3 separate regions of the Homo sapiens genome follow, and all the other regions are linked to region 2. A link is a contact called in ENCODE Hi-C or POLR2A ChIA-PET data. All regions are on one chromosome and are shown on one strand. Each heading gives the region's core, a stretch centred on a gene start or an enhancer-like site at or near the end of the contact. The rest is flanking DNA. Distances are from core to core; before and after follow the strand shown. Region 1 overlaps IGF2BP3 (insulin like growth factor 2 mRNA binding protein 3). Region 2 holds the start of MALSU1 (mitochondrial assembly of ribosomal large subunit 1). Region 3 holds the start of GPNMB (glycoprotein nmb).

Region 1 (4,651 bases), core at 1,151-3,650, 35 kb after region 2:
CATGTACCTCTTATTTATGTAAGAGTTAACCCAAAATTCAATTCATCATCTCTAATCACCCACCCATCTCTAATCATTTGTTTCTTCAGCACCTGTATAAACAGATGTACTAAATTTGTACCATATTGTTTACAACTTGGCAAAGTTCTCTGGCATACTCCATGTTTTCTAGGATAATGTAACACACTGCAAGTATTAATATAGCTGTTAGCTAAATGAAATCTCCCTTCTGGCTATTCAGCATTTTTAGAACACATACATCAGAAGAAGACTTGCCTTCCTACTAAACTATTATGTGGAGATTTGTGTTAGGGGCCTGTCCTGCACAGCTTGGCCAGATCACTTCTGTTTCTCTTCACCAACAAAGAACACAAAATAAAATTATTTCATTCTTCACTATTTAAGTCAGAAGAACAGCATCTCTCTTTGGAAGATACTATATAACTCACAGCCCCCAGTGTGTCACACAATTACCATGTGTCATTTATCCCTTTATGGCCTTTTTTATTTTATAACTGGATAGACCAAGTGAATTAATGCCAACACTGACTATCAACTGTGCTCAATGTTAGCATTACTTCATCATTCTGGTCCTTGTATCAAGACCATTAAGTTAATCTTGACCATTTTAAAAAAAATTAAGGGTGGGATCTAAATATTTTATCTCACTAAGAATGTCCGTATTATGTTCTTCTGAACAATATACTTGGGGGAAGCTGGTGGTGATAAAGACCTTTTCAATGGTCAAACTAAACCTAATGTGTAACTTTCCCAGATTTACCCCACAGTATTTTGTCATGACTGTGTAATTATTTGTTTCCTGGGCTTTGTTCCAAAAAGAATTTTATGCTGCTTATAAAATACACATAATCTGTAAAGATAAAACAAAGGAGGTGAAGAAATAAGAGCATAGGGAACTGAACACTCAAGATAAGATGAAGCCAAAAATGCTGTTATACAAATCTGGCTTTAAGCTTCCTCGCAGCTAATTTTTTAAAAAGTTAGTTGCATGATTTCCCATGACTATGAGAGAAAAACTATTCATTTACTTATTAAAAAATGACTATTCCTGGTACTGGTTTCAGAGAGCAATTCCTAAATATCCCCAGAGAACACTAATGTAGCAGCATCCTCCTCAGAGTGAAAGCCTGGCCCGAACATGCATGTGTCTTAGCCTGGAACACGTCCAAGGCTGCTGTTGTGAGAAACAAAAACAAAGTTATCTTTCTGACATAGTGATGAAGGGCTGTCCATGTTCTTGTTTTGCTGATGAGAAATAACAAACCCAAAATGAAGCTTAAGCATAAACTTAAGAGAAATGTTGTGTGAAGCTTTGGAAAAGGAATAGTGGCCAGTAGATAAGGGTCAAAAGGACCAAAATGTAACAGAAAAAAAGGGCACATACATGAAGAATCAATGTGTAGACTTTAAAATGTCCTATCCTGGAATGAAAACAGAAGCAACAGAACTTGTCAAATAGAAGCAGCAGAGTTAGAAGCAAACTAAGTGTTTTTCCACACCAGGAGATGCTGCCCTAGAATGACAGACAATGATGTGTGCTGTTGGCAATCATGTCTTGAAGAAAAGTTGACTCATCAGATGTCTGAGGCTTGGTGAAGACATTTCTGAACGTCGTCCAATTCCCTTTGCTCCAATTTCCTATCCATGAAGCATCTTCTTAACCAAAGATTACTTTTCAAGAAAATTTTCCTCTGGGAATGTAAGGCAGCTCACATAAATATGCTGTCAACTTTTGCCAATCATTAAATTGGCTCTCTGGTACACTTCATTCTTATATGGGATTCAGAATAAGCCATGAGCCGGGTGCTGTGGTTCACGCCTGTACTCCCAGCACTTTGGAAGGCTGAGGCGGGCGGATCCCTTGAGGTCAGGAGTTCGAGACCAGCTGGGCTGATATGATGAAACCCCATCTCTACTAAAAGTACAAAAATTAGCTGGGCACGTGACTGTAATTCCAGCTACTCAGGAGGCTGAGGCAGGAGAATCGCTCGAATCTGGGAGGTGGAGGTTACAGTGAGCCAAGATCATGACACTGCACTCCAGAGCCTGGGCAACAGAGCGAGACTCTGTCTCAAAAAATAAAAAAGAAAAGAAATCGAGACTAAAATAAGCCTATGCTAGAACAAGCCTGTGTCAGGATTTGGACACCCCAAATAGGCAGATAATTTAAATTTTTACTTGCAAAACTCAGCAGGCAGAGCAAAAGTTATAAGCCTTTTTCACCTGAATTTAAGTCTATGAGACCTAGGTTGGAAAAGGCCCATTAGCGTTACCCAGTCTTGTTACACATTCCTTCCATTTAAGTTAAGGTCTAGTTGCATTGTCTGAACCTTTTCTTGGATACATTCTTTGGGACTGAAGGATGTTCACAGGACATAAGCTGCTTCCCAATGGATTTGTGCCAGATGCCTATCGGCAAAACTTCCTTTGGACTTCTTGGCAGACTCTCAACTACGGCTTGAAATAACAGAAGAACAAAGCTGCTCAACTGAAAGTTTGCATAACTGGTGAAGTCTGCCAATGAGTAATTCCTAATCATCTATCGTGAAGACATACAAGTATGAGCAAACAGTAAGGTTAAGTGTATTTACTTTGTGGGGGACAAAATCTAAGACATCACAAAGGCATGGAGACATGCATGTCAGCCAACATGATCAGCCTCCAGGTACCTGGAAGGATGCCACGGTTTCCCTTTGGCTTGTAAAATAGATACTCCTGGGTTTTTTTGTTGTTGTTTTTAAATGGATTTTGGTCTGGAACTGAAACTAAGTTTACTCAACTCCATGACCTGAACAAAATATTGAAGTCTTTAACATTAAAAAAAAAAAAAAAAAAAAAAAGGCAAAGAAAGTTTTTCACCATAACTAGATAACCAAGGCTTCTCAGAGATAATAAATGTGCACAGTGAGTTACTTACTTAGAAATTGTTTACCAACAAAAGAGTTGCACCCACTGTGAGAAATCTTAAGGAGGAAGACTAAGAGACTCCCTGAAACACTCATCTGATTTAAAAAATTCCTTCCAACTCATAATTTTTTTTTTTTTGGACAAGGTCTCACTCTGTCACCCAGGCTGGAGTGCAGTGGCTCAATCACGGATCACTGCAGCCTTGACCTCCCTGGGCTCAGGTGATCTTCCTACTTTAGCCTTCCAAGTAGCTGGGATAGGCAAAGGCCACCACCCCCGGCTAATCTAAAAAAGTTTTTTTTTTTTTGTAGAGACAGAGTTCTCCCTATGTTGCCCAGCCTGATCTCAAGCAATCCTCTTACCTTGGCCTCCCAAAGTGCTGGGATTACAGGCATAAACCACCGCGCCTGGCCCTTTGTTTCTTAAAGAGTACCTTAAGCCTAAAAAAGTGCTAATCTCTCTTGCCTCTTTCATAAGCAGAAAGCTAGCCATTTTAAGATTACACTATCATTTTGGAGACTTCTGAGAAGACTCCAAAGAGGCTATCAAAACTGAAGCCAGCAGCCCTTGGGATTACTTCTGCCAATCCAACTGTATGCTGCCAAGACCATCCAGCTAAGGCGACACGCACTATGCCAATTCCAGCTCTTGCTCTGCTTCACTAGCTGCCAATTCCTTCTTCCCTACTGTTTGAGCATTTCTGAAAGGCGCGTTTCCTGTCATTTATAAACTCGAAGTTTGCCAGTTAAGTACTGTACGAGCCAGCTGCTAGGCAGGAACTAGAGACTTTTTGTCTGTTGGAAGAACCAACTCTTTGGCTCTGGGGAGACTCAACCTGGCAAGTTCTGGGAAGAAGAGAATATTGTGGGGGAACTAGTAGGCAAAGTTCTAGAATGGAATAGAGGCAAGGGATTTATCCAAAGAAGAGATGCATCATTTCTACTTTCATGCTACAAAGCAGGAATGAGAAAACATGAGTAGAGAAATGCAACAATTCTAAAAGAAAAAGGAAGTAGTATATATTAAAAAAAAAAAATTATTTGAAACATTTAGCCATCAAAACCTACTTCTTGACAGGCAATATACATTTAAAATAAAAGCAGAAGTTCACTGTTAACCTACAAGACATCAAGGATAAACACGATCTTAGTACGTAATCTGTGATAGCTTCAAAGGAACAGCAAGCTTCTCATCAGCAAGTATAGATACCAGAATGCAGTTCAGGAACAGTTTAAAAGTGCTGAGAGCAAAATGCCCGTCCATCTTTAACTTTCTAAACCATTTTTTTTTTTTTTTAAATAACATCATAGACCCTCACAAACATAAAACAGTATGTTCTTTTTTTCTCTTCTTTTTTTTTGAGACAGAGTCTTGCTTAGTCACCCAGGCGGGAGTGCAGTGGCACGATCTCGGCTCATTGCAACCTCCACCTCCTCGGCTCATCGCAACGCCTGGTTGTTATCATTGCTTCTTTTTGGCTTCATTTTTCTTGCTAAAGAATAGGCCGGCTGCAGTGGCTCACGTCTGTAATCCCAGCACTTTGGGAGGCCGAGATGGGTGGATCACTTGAGGTCAGGAATTCGAGACCAGCCTGGCAAACATGGTAAAACCCTGTCTCTAATAAAAATACAAAAATTAACCAGGCATGGTGCTGCGCACTTGTAATCCCAGCTACTCGGGAGGCTGAGGTATGAGAATCACTTGAACCCAGGATGCGGAGTTT
Region 2 (4,596 bases), core at 568-3,067:
AAAGGATATGGTGAGGTTGCCAGGCATGGTGGCTTATGCCTATACTCACAGCTACAGTGGGGTAGATTGCTTAAGGCCAGGAGTTTGAAACCAGCCTGGGCAACATAGTGAGATCCTGTCTTTAAAAAAATTAAAAACAAAAATTAGCTGGCCATGGTTCCACATGCCTGTAGTCCTAGCTAATTGGGAGGCTAAGGCAGGAGCACCGCTTGAGCCCAGGAGTTTGAGGATGTAGTTAGCTATGATTGTGTGACTGTACTCCAGTCTGGGTGACAAGAGTAAGACCCCATCTCTTTAAAAAATAAAAATAAAAAAGGGTATGGTGAGTTTGAAAAACAGCAAAAAGCAGATAAAGCGAAAATGATTGTAGTTGATAGAAGGGCAGCATGGAGGATGAAAAGAGTAGAAACAGACTGGAGACAGGAAAGCCAGGTAGGAGGCAGTCTCTGTAATTAGGCAAGAACTAATGAGGGTGTGGACTAAGGAAGAAACAGTGGAAATGAAGACAAGAAGCTGAACTCACAGAAACATTTTGGAGGTCACATAAGCAGGATTTTGACAACAGATTCGTTTGTTGTATGAAGATCCTGGACTGAATGAAGTCTAGGGTTTGGGAGTTTTGAAGGGATAATGACCCATTAAATGAGCTGGCAAATACAGGTGGTAAAGCAGGTCTGGGATGTTCAGAGAAGGGTGGGAACACGGAATGGATGCCAGAAGCTGGGAGAAAAGCCAAGTTCATGCCTGTGGAAAAATGGAATTGAGGATGGGGCTAAAATTGGACAGAGGAAACTTAATCTGTAATGTTTTTCTTCTTTTCAAAAATAACTTGAAGTGGTTGTACATATCTGGTGTGATATACACAAATGCTTAATTTCTCTATTTTTAAAAAACTTCCCAAAATTAGTGCTTGGAATTATTTAAAATAATGTAGCAAACATTTTTGGAGTGCCTGCTATGTGTCTGGCACTGTTTCAGGCATTTGAAATATTTGCTCTCTATGAAGCCTTCCTTTCAGCAGTTAGCAGGCCTGGAGTTCAGAAGCCAGAAACTGGCTTCTGATTCTGACGCAGTCAGTAAGTGTATGACCTGGGCAAGTTGCTTCCCTGCGGCGTCCCACGCCCCCAAAACCCCCCACCCCCCCACCCGTGCCAGGAATCTATCGCAGTTCTCAAGTCCTGTGACTTAATACCGCAGCTGGCACCTCAGAATTCCTTATTCTTACAGAGCTGGTCCCCACAGTACCGCCCCTGGGCGTAAACTCCTCCATACAGGGAGTGTAGATGATGGGCTGACCTAAGAACGGTTTCCAAATGGTCCTTTACACCTCTGCCTCCCACCCCACTCTAGCCCAGGATAACAGATTTTCCTCGCGCAATTTCAAATTTGCAAGGGAATCTTGAATATTTTCTGGTAATGAGAGAGGGTAGATTATATGTCCTAATCCCAGCCTAATCAGATTAACAGCAACTTCTGGACATTCAGTACCAGGAACTGTTTTAGGTGCTGTGGAGAGAAGAGTTAAAAATGAAACAAAAATTATTGCCTTCATGAGCCTCACATTAGTGGACAGAGTCCAAAAAAAAAGTGACAACGTAATGCGCTACTGCGACACAAAGCAAAGCAAGGTGGGCAAGCAACACTAGTTCTTTATTCCCGCACGCCCTAATCCCCAAGTAGCTCTTCCGGGTCACTGCAGTCTTCACGGGCTCCAGACTCCGCCCATGGTCCGTCCTTCAGGCCTTGACTCCGCCCACGCATCGACGTAGAATTTCCCGGCCGGGCTCCATGAAGTACCACCCACCCGCGACGCCGACGCAAGGCTGCTGCTATGGGGCCGGGCGGCCGTGTGGCGCGGCTGCTCGCCCCACTAATGTGGCGCAGGGCGGTTTCCTCGGTGGCGGGGTCCGCGGTTGGAGCCGAGCCCGGGCTTCGGCTGCTGGCCGTGCAGCGGCTTCCCGTAGGAGCAGCGTTCTGCCGGGCTTGCCAGACCCCAAACTTTGTCCGCGGCCTGCACAGCGAGCCTGGGCTGGAGGAGCGGGCGGAGGGGACGGTCAACGAGGGACGCCCAGAATCGGACGCGGCAGGTACGGGCGTGGAGAAGAACGAAGGCGACCCTCTCCGGGCAGTCTGGAGTCAGGTCCCAGCCAAGGTGGCTCTGGGTTCCCCTCTATGTGCATTTCTCTTGGAGTCACAAAACTCCTGCACATCCAGAGCTGGAAGGGACTTCAAAGGTTGTTGGCGCCAACCTTCCCGTTTCACAGTGAAGAAATTGAGGGCAAGAGATGAACTGCAGAATCCCAGCCTCCCGGACGGCCATCTCCCACCCTTGGCATCACAGTCTCACCGTCCTCACTTCCTTTTACCCTCTTCCTAGGATCCTGGGAAATGGGTTTGTGGGGACTGTTGGGGCTTGAGGATTCTGAGGAGCCAGGGTCTGGGTGCGAAGGGGTGCGTAGGAAGCGCCAGTAGGAGATGGGTCCAAGTTAATATCCTCTAGTTATTGCTGACGTTTTTAGAAACTTAAGAATGGTAAACAGATCACATCTAAGAATGTAGAGTATGAGAGGGAGAGGCCTTAGTGGGCTTAGCTACTAGGTCCTTTGGAGTCGGCTTTAGAACTTGGGCGAGCTTTTAAATTTACAGCCTGTAATACTCCAAGCTGAAGATCAGAATATCTAAATCTTTACGGGAAAAAAAATTAGATTTTCATAGGTAACAGTTGTTAATAACCCGGTGGTTTTATATGAAAACTGGAAGGTTCAAAATAATAATTACTCAAAAATGTAGCTCTTTCAGTGACTGATCTTAGGCCACAGTAATTCTCCTAGGCCTCAGTTTCTTCATCTCTCAACTGAAGGTTGTGGACCAGATACTGCCTAAGAGCCCTTCCAGCTCACAATTCTGTGACCCGTTATGACTGAGATTCAATTTAATATGCTCCAGGATATCACCTCCTACCCATTTTGTGGTGCTGTTTTTCTTTGCACAGCATTTCTGTGATTGTGGTGTATTGCTCCTTTTAAGTATTAGTAGAAAGTCATTTGTCACTGGTGTCTGGTTCTACTTGCATATGGTTAATAGCGAAGGATGTATAGTGGCTCTGCGTAATCTGAGCACCCTGACCATAAAAGTTGAGCGGTGCTATGATACTACTGCCCAGGTTCACCTTCCAGGAGGCCTTTACCCTGCTATCTGTAAAAACACTTTGGATCTAAACACCCTCATGGAGGAACAGTCAGCTGCCGGCATCTCTGGGTGCATACACGTCTATCTGCTTGGCCATCCTGATACAAACAACTATTTGTGCATTTCAGATCATACTGGTCCCAAGTTTGACATCGATATGATGGTTTCACTTCTGAGGCAAGAAAATGCAAGAGACATTTGTGTGATCCAGGTTCCTCCAGAAATGAGATATACAGATTACTTTGTGATTGTTAGTGGAACTTCTACCCGACACTTACATGCCATGGCCTTCTACGTTGTGAAAATGGTAGGATGCTTTCTTTTCTCTTTTGGACCATTAACTGAGTGGAATAGTGACAGTGCATCAGGCCAAGGAGCAACACTTAGAGGGTAAACCCATCATACAAAGTTACAGAAGAAGCCCAAATTTTCAGAATTTGCATGAATTCATTTTATGTTCTTTGATAGTGAAACATATGGGAGCAAATATCCAGCCCTATTGAGTTAGGATATATCAAAATCTTTTCTCTTGTGACCGCAAGGAAGATTTTTTTTTTTTTTCTAATTGAGATGGAGTTTTGCTCTTGTTGCCCAGGCTGGAGTGCAATGGCGCGATCTCTGCTCACCGCAACCTCCGCCTCCCGGGTTTAAGTGATTCTCCTGCCTCATCCTCCTGAGTAGCTGGGATTACAGGCATGCGCCACCAGGCCCAGATAATTTTGTATTTTTAGTAGAGACGGGTTTCTCCATGTTGGTCAGGCTGGTCTCAAACTCCTGACCTCAGGGGATCCGCCTGCCTCAGCCTCCTAAAGTGCTAGGATTACTGGCATGAGCCACCTCACCCGGCCGGAAAATAATATTTTATAACCTGAGGCAAGCTAGAAGACAGTATAACCAGAGGGATTTCTAGAGGCACTATCCATTACGGTAGCCACTAGCTACATGTGCCTATTTAATTATAAATTAAAATATAAATTCAGCCGGGCGTGGTGGCTCAAGCCTGTAATCCCAGCACTTTGGAAGGCCAAGGTGGGTGGATCACAAGGTCAAAAGATCAAGACCATCCTGGCCAACATGGTGAAATGCCGTCTTTACTAAAAATACAAAAATTAGCTGGGCATGGTGGCGTGTGCCTGTAATTCCAGCTACTCGGGAGGCTGAGGCAGGAGAATGGCTTGAACCTGGGAGGCGGAGGTTGCAGTGAGCTGAGATTGTGCCACTGCACTCCAGCCTGGTGACAGAGCCAGACTCTGTCTCAAAAAAAAAAAAAAAGATATAAATTCAGTTCTGCAGTTATATTAGCTATATTTCAAATGCTCAATAGCCACGTGTGGCTAATGGCTACCATATGGGACAGCCATAAAGCATTTTCATCATTGTAAAACGTTCTATTGGACAGTGCTGGCC
Region 3 (4,265 bases), core at 1,633-4,132, 53 kb before region 2:
TGAGCCGAGATCGCGCCACTGCACTCCAGCCTGGGCGACAGCGAGACTCCGCCTCAAAAAAAAAAAAAAAAAAAAAAAAAAAAGTTGACTATTCTTTGCTTTCCTCCACATCATTTCCGAACAGAGTAATTGTATCTGTAATTCCAGATAATTGAGATGTTTCCCTTTTCATTTCTCAATTGCCTTAAGGCGAGTTGATTAGCAACCTTCATCCCCCCAGCCATATAATATATTTACCAGACCTGGCAATTAGGATCTGAACGGAACAATTTTTCTTTCTTTTCTTTTTTCTTTTCTTTTCTTTTCTTGTCTTTTCTTTCTTTCTTTCTTTCTTTCTTTCTTTCTTTCTTTCTTTCTTTCTTTCTCTTTCTTTCTTTCCTTTCTTTCTCTTTCTTTCCTTCCTTCTTTCTTTCTTTTCTTTCTTTTTCTTTCTTTCTTTCTTAAGAGATGAAGTCTCACTACATTGCCCAGGCTGGACTCAAACTCCTGGGCTTAAGCAATCTTCCCGCTTCAGCCTCTGAAGTCACTGGGACTTCAGGTACACATCAGTACACCAGCTCAAAAAATTATTTCAACAAAATATTTCAAACTTTCTTTACAGTATAATTTTATCTTTCCAAAACAAACAAACAGGCTTGAGAATATTCTTTACCCAAAATGGCCCTGTCTCTGAGTCCTACATAGAGTTAACTACTTTATATATTATCAACCATTGATTATCAAGAAACAGATTATCCAACTTGTAGTTCTTTGGAATGAAGATCTTTCTCTTGTTCTCTTATTCACCTCTGTCCAGCTGCCTACATTTTGACTCTTGTCCTATCAGTGCCTCTTCTCTTTGATGGTGCAGGGAAGGAAAAAAGACATAAAAGTTGATTTGATCATTGTGTCTCCCTAAACAAAACGAAGGTTTTGTTACAGAAGAATTTAACACTTCCAATTTATTTAGAGACGGGGTGGCTAATCTGGCTAGAAATATGAGCCAGAACTGTGTCTGCAACAAAGGACAAAAATATCTTTAAAAATGTTAATAGTAGCTTTTCCTTAAATTGAAAAGGTGTTTTTTTTTAATTGTAAAAGTTATGTGTTTGTCATAAAAAGCAAATAGTGCTGTAGGCAGCTGAGGTGGGAAGATCACTTGAGGCCAGGAGTTCAAGACCAGCCTGGGCAGCATAGTGAGATTTTTGTCTCTACAAAAAATAAAAAGCAAATAAAAAATTAGCCGAGTGTGGTGGTGTGTGCCTGTAGTCCTACCTACTTGGAAGGCTGAGGTGGGAGGATCACTTGAGCCTAGGAGTTCAAGGCTGCAATGAGCTATAATCATGCCACTGCACTCCGGCCTGGGCAACAGAGTGAGAGCCTGTCTCTAAAAAAAAAAAAAAAAAAAGTTTTTAAGTAATTTAAAAAGCAAATAACTATATACATTATTCGCTTTACATTACATGAAACTAATAAGTATTTCCATTATTCCTTTATTCATCAATATTTGAAAATTGTTTCAGTCATGAATAATGTGTTCCTTTCGTTGTTTTCCCCTTCATATTTGCTGCAAAGGCTGTAAAAGGCACTCTACAGAGTTGTTTGCCGCCTTAGGGATGGAAGTCAGCCACTCCTGCTGTATGGATTTTAGTTTCATAGGCTATTTCCATTCCTCCTTGACACACTGAACCATAAATCAATACCCCAAGTTTTACCCTCACCTGCAACCAAGGTTTCTACTGCACTGAAAATGGCCATGTGAATGTGAGTTTGAGAAAGGTCACATATGGTAAAGTTTTCATGTTGCCACATTTTCTGCATACTCTGTAACCAGGAATGATTTGACTGTATAAATTTATCTTACAGACACACTTGTTTGTACATTTAATGCCTGCTTTCTATAATATGAAAAAATACACAGAACGTTTTATGCAATTGGCTCTGAGTAATGCAACACATAAATGCTTTGAGAGCAGTTACCAAAAATTATGCAGGTTATTACAAAAGTTATATGGAATTGCACAGATATTCTAAATGTGCTTTTGAGTAAATTTCTCAGCTACCAGAGGCCTGGGCAGCTGTTTCCAGCACATCCTGGCACAACATTCATGTTATCATCCACTTATGTATTCCACAATTTCAAATGATTGATAAGACACCTCCCCCATCTTTGCTTCCTCTTGGAGGAAAAAAATATACAAGCAATCACGAGCACAGGAGCAGGTGGACAACTACATCTTAGGAAAGGGTGCGTAACTGTGAACTCTAAACGTGAGCTGGGTGCCTGATGCAGTATAGGAACCACAGTAAGTCGATAATCAGTGAGGCTGGAGGATTGAAATTTTATTTGGTAAAGAATATTGAGCCAGGCGCGGTGGCTCATGCCTGTAATCCCAGCACTTTGGGAAGCCGAGGCGGGCAGATCACAAGGTCAGGAGATCGAGACCAGCCTGGCCAACATAGTGAAACCTGCCTCTACTAAAAATACAAAAAATTAGCCGGGCATGGTGGCGGGCACCTGTAATTCCAGCTACTCAGGAGGCTGAGGCAGGAGAATGGCTTGAACCTGGGAGGTGGAAGTTGCAGTGAGCTGAGATCGTGCCATTGCACTCCAGCCTGGGAGACAGTGTGAGACTCCATCTCAAAAAAAAAAAATGAATATTGAAATAGAGTCTATAGGAAAAAAACTCCTTGAATCTAGTAAATGTGGAATCACAAAATTGAAATAATGTGCATCTGAAAAGTGAATAAATAGATGCCAAGAAGGAGTGAGTCATAAGCACATGAGTTGTAAGAGGTTGAACTTGAGAGACCAGATCAGGCAGTGCCGCTTAATACCATCACATGATCCTCCCCGAGGCCCTGTATTTAATTAAAATAGAGAGGGAGGCACCACAGATGCCAGAAGAACACTGTTGCTCTTGGTGGACGGGCCCAGAGGAATTCAGAGTTAAACCTTGAGTGCCTGCGTCCGTGAGAATTCAGCATGGAATGTCTCTACTATTTCCTGGGATTTCTGCTCCTGGCTGCAAGATTGCCACTTGATGCCGCCAAACGTGAGTAACCCTTAATTTCTATGTTTAACCCATTCTCTGGCCATTGGCTGAAATGATGGCTAATAATATCCTCTGAACTAGAGGTTGGACTGAAGTTCTTCAGGAAGCTTTCATCTCTGGCTCACTCATCTCTTCTTCTGCAAACTGTTGGGAAGGCTGAAACTACAGCAAAATGCCTCCAGCTCCATTCTTTGCTTTCGGCTCATGGAAAGTAAAAACTATGCTGCCCTTCTCTTGTGAAGCTTCTTTTCCATTGCAATTGCAACCCATTCTTGCCAGACAGTGGTTGGGGGAGGGTTGGACAGCCTCCGGCCACAGAACAAAGCAACTCCACCAACTAAACTATGTCCAGCTTCCATCCAAAAGGGTGGAGACCTCACATGAAATGGGGTCTCCAATCTGGAGGCAAATTTACGAATCTCCCCAGCCCTGAAGCTATTGCTCCTCCTGCGGGGCTTCCTCACAGACCTGCAGGAGCTTGCTGGGAGAGGAGCTGAAGCCCAGGCTCTCTACCCTGGTCAGGCAGGAGAGGCCAGGGCATTTTTAACAATACTGATACCCACGCAATGAAACCGGAATCTTTGGGAGTGGGGTCAGAGGATCCTTGTTTTAAAAGTTCCTCTTGGGATCTGCCTATGCAGCCAGGGTCCAGACCACTGAAGCAGTGTGCAGATTCGCGAGAGGAAGAGAGCTGAGCCGCTGTAACCCTGGGCCTGGGATTGCGGGGACGGGACGGGTGGGAAGCGGCCAAAGGCGCAGCGGCTTCTGGTCAGAGCCGCAGAGGCCTGAGACGTGGGCCGCGCCCCGGCCCAGGAGACCCCGCGGCCGCGCCCTAACCCTCAGTCTCCCGACTGCGACTGCGACCCGGGAAAACGCCTACGTTTTTGGAAAGGAAGTCCCATCACAGGGAGCTGACCCGGTGTCAGCGCGCAGCACGTTCCCGGCCCGCAGTGCGCCGCGCGTCCTCCTAGCAGCCCGCGGAGCCCGGCACTGTGATGGTCCCGCTTCCCACACGAGGCCACGGGCCACAGAGTGGGCAAGGAACTCGCCCCAAGCCACACAGCGGGTAAGTTGAGGAGGCAGCCTTCCATCCCGACCTCTGTCCTTCCTGCCCGGGTTTGGGGTTGGACAGGCTCGGGCTCCCCGCCAGCCTAGGGGCTGGGTCTCCAGTGGCTTTGCTCCATTTCCTCATTTCCTTCAAAACGAGGAGTTTTCGTTTCCTCATTTGCA

Evidence for each region. Hi-C counts contacts between places; a loop is a spot of excess contacts on that map. ChIA-PET counts read pairs that join two places held with the same protein, here RNA polymerase II (POLR2A). Pooled maps may share reads with other maps.
Region 1: a map of PC-9 shows a loop between it and region 2 (3-fold over the local background). The contact joins the enhancer-like site here to the promoter of MALSU1 in region 2. A Hi-C loop is called at or near these places in 15 of 168 maps with a recorded cell type or tissue (B cell, CD4-positive, alpha-beta T cell, CD4-positive, alpha-beta memory T cell and 11 more), 8 of 37 single-sample maps with no recorded cell type and 23 of 50 pooled maps. POLR2A ChIA-PET finds 5 or more read pairs at or near these places in 27 of 52 experiments (A549, B cell, BJ and 23 more).
Region 3: a loop to region 2 is called in a map of chondrocyte, with 3 times the contacts of the local background. The contact joins the promoter of GPNMB here to the promoter of MALSU1 in region 2. A Hi-C loop is called at or near these places in 2 of 168 maps with a recorded cell type or tissue (chondrocyte and transverse colon) and 7 of 50 pooled maps. POLR2A ChIA-PET finds 5 or more read pairs at or near these places in 4 of 52 experiments (B cell, MCF 10A, PC-9 and 1 more).

The regions. Positions count from the first base shown.
Region 1 is chr7:23,332,236-23,336,886 of GRCh38, forward strand. All of the region lies in intron 10 of IGF2BP3 (insulin like growth factor 2 mRNA binding protein 3), which reads right to left. Among named protein-coding and RNA genes, the nearest start is that of MALSU1, 35 kb to the left of the region's middle. RefSeq lists a silencer at 3,435-3,729. Within about 2 kb of position 2,401, at least 14 of the 41 ENCODE cell types and tissues checked have a DNase peak (open chromatin) inside an H3K27ac peak, as active enhancers do; they include PC-3, PC-9, Panc1 and 1 more, where a contact is called at or near this core.
Region 2 is chr7:23,297,522-23,302,117 of GRCh38, forward strand. It overlaps MALSU1 (mitochondrial assembly of ribosomal large subunit 1), which reads left to right and starts at 1,818. Exons shown (of 4, transcript NM_138446.2): 1 at 1,818-2,087; 2 at 3,318-3,496. The coding sequence starts at 1,832. RefSeq lists an enhancer at 1,635-2,124.
Region 3 is chr7:23,243,893-23,248,157 of GRCh38, forward strand. GPNMB (glycoprotein nmb) reads left to right here and starts at 2,883. Exons shown (of 11, transcript NM_002510.3): 1 at 2,883-3,035. The coding sequence starts at 2,966.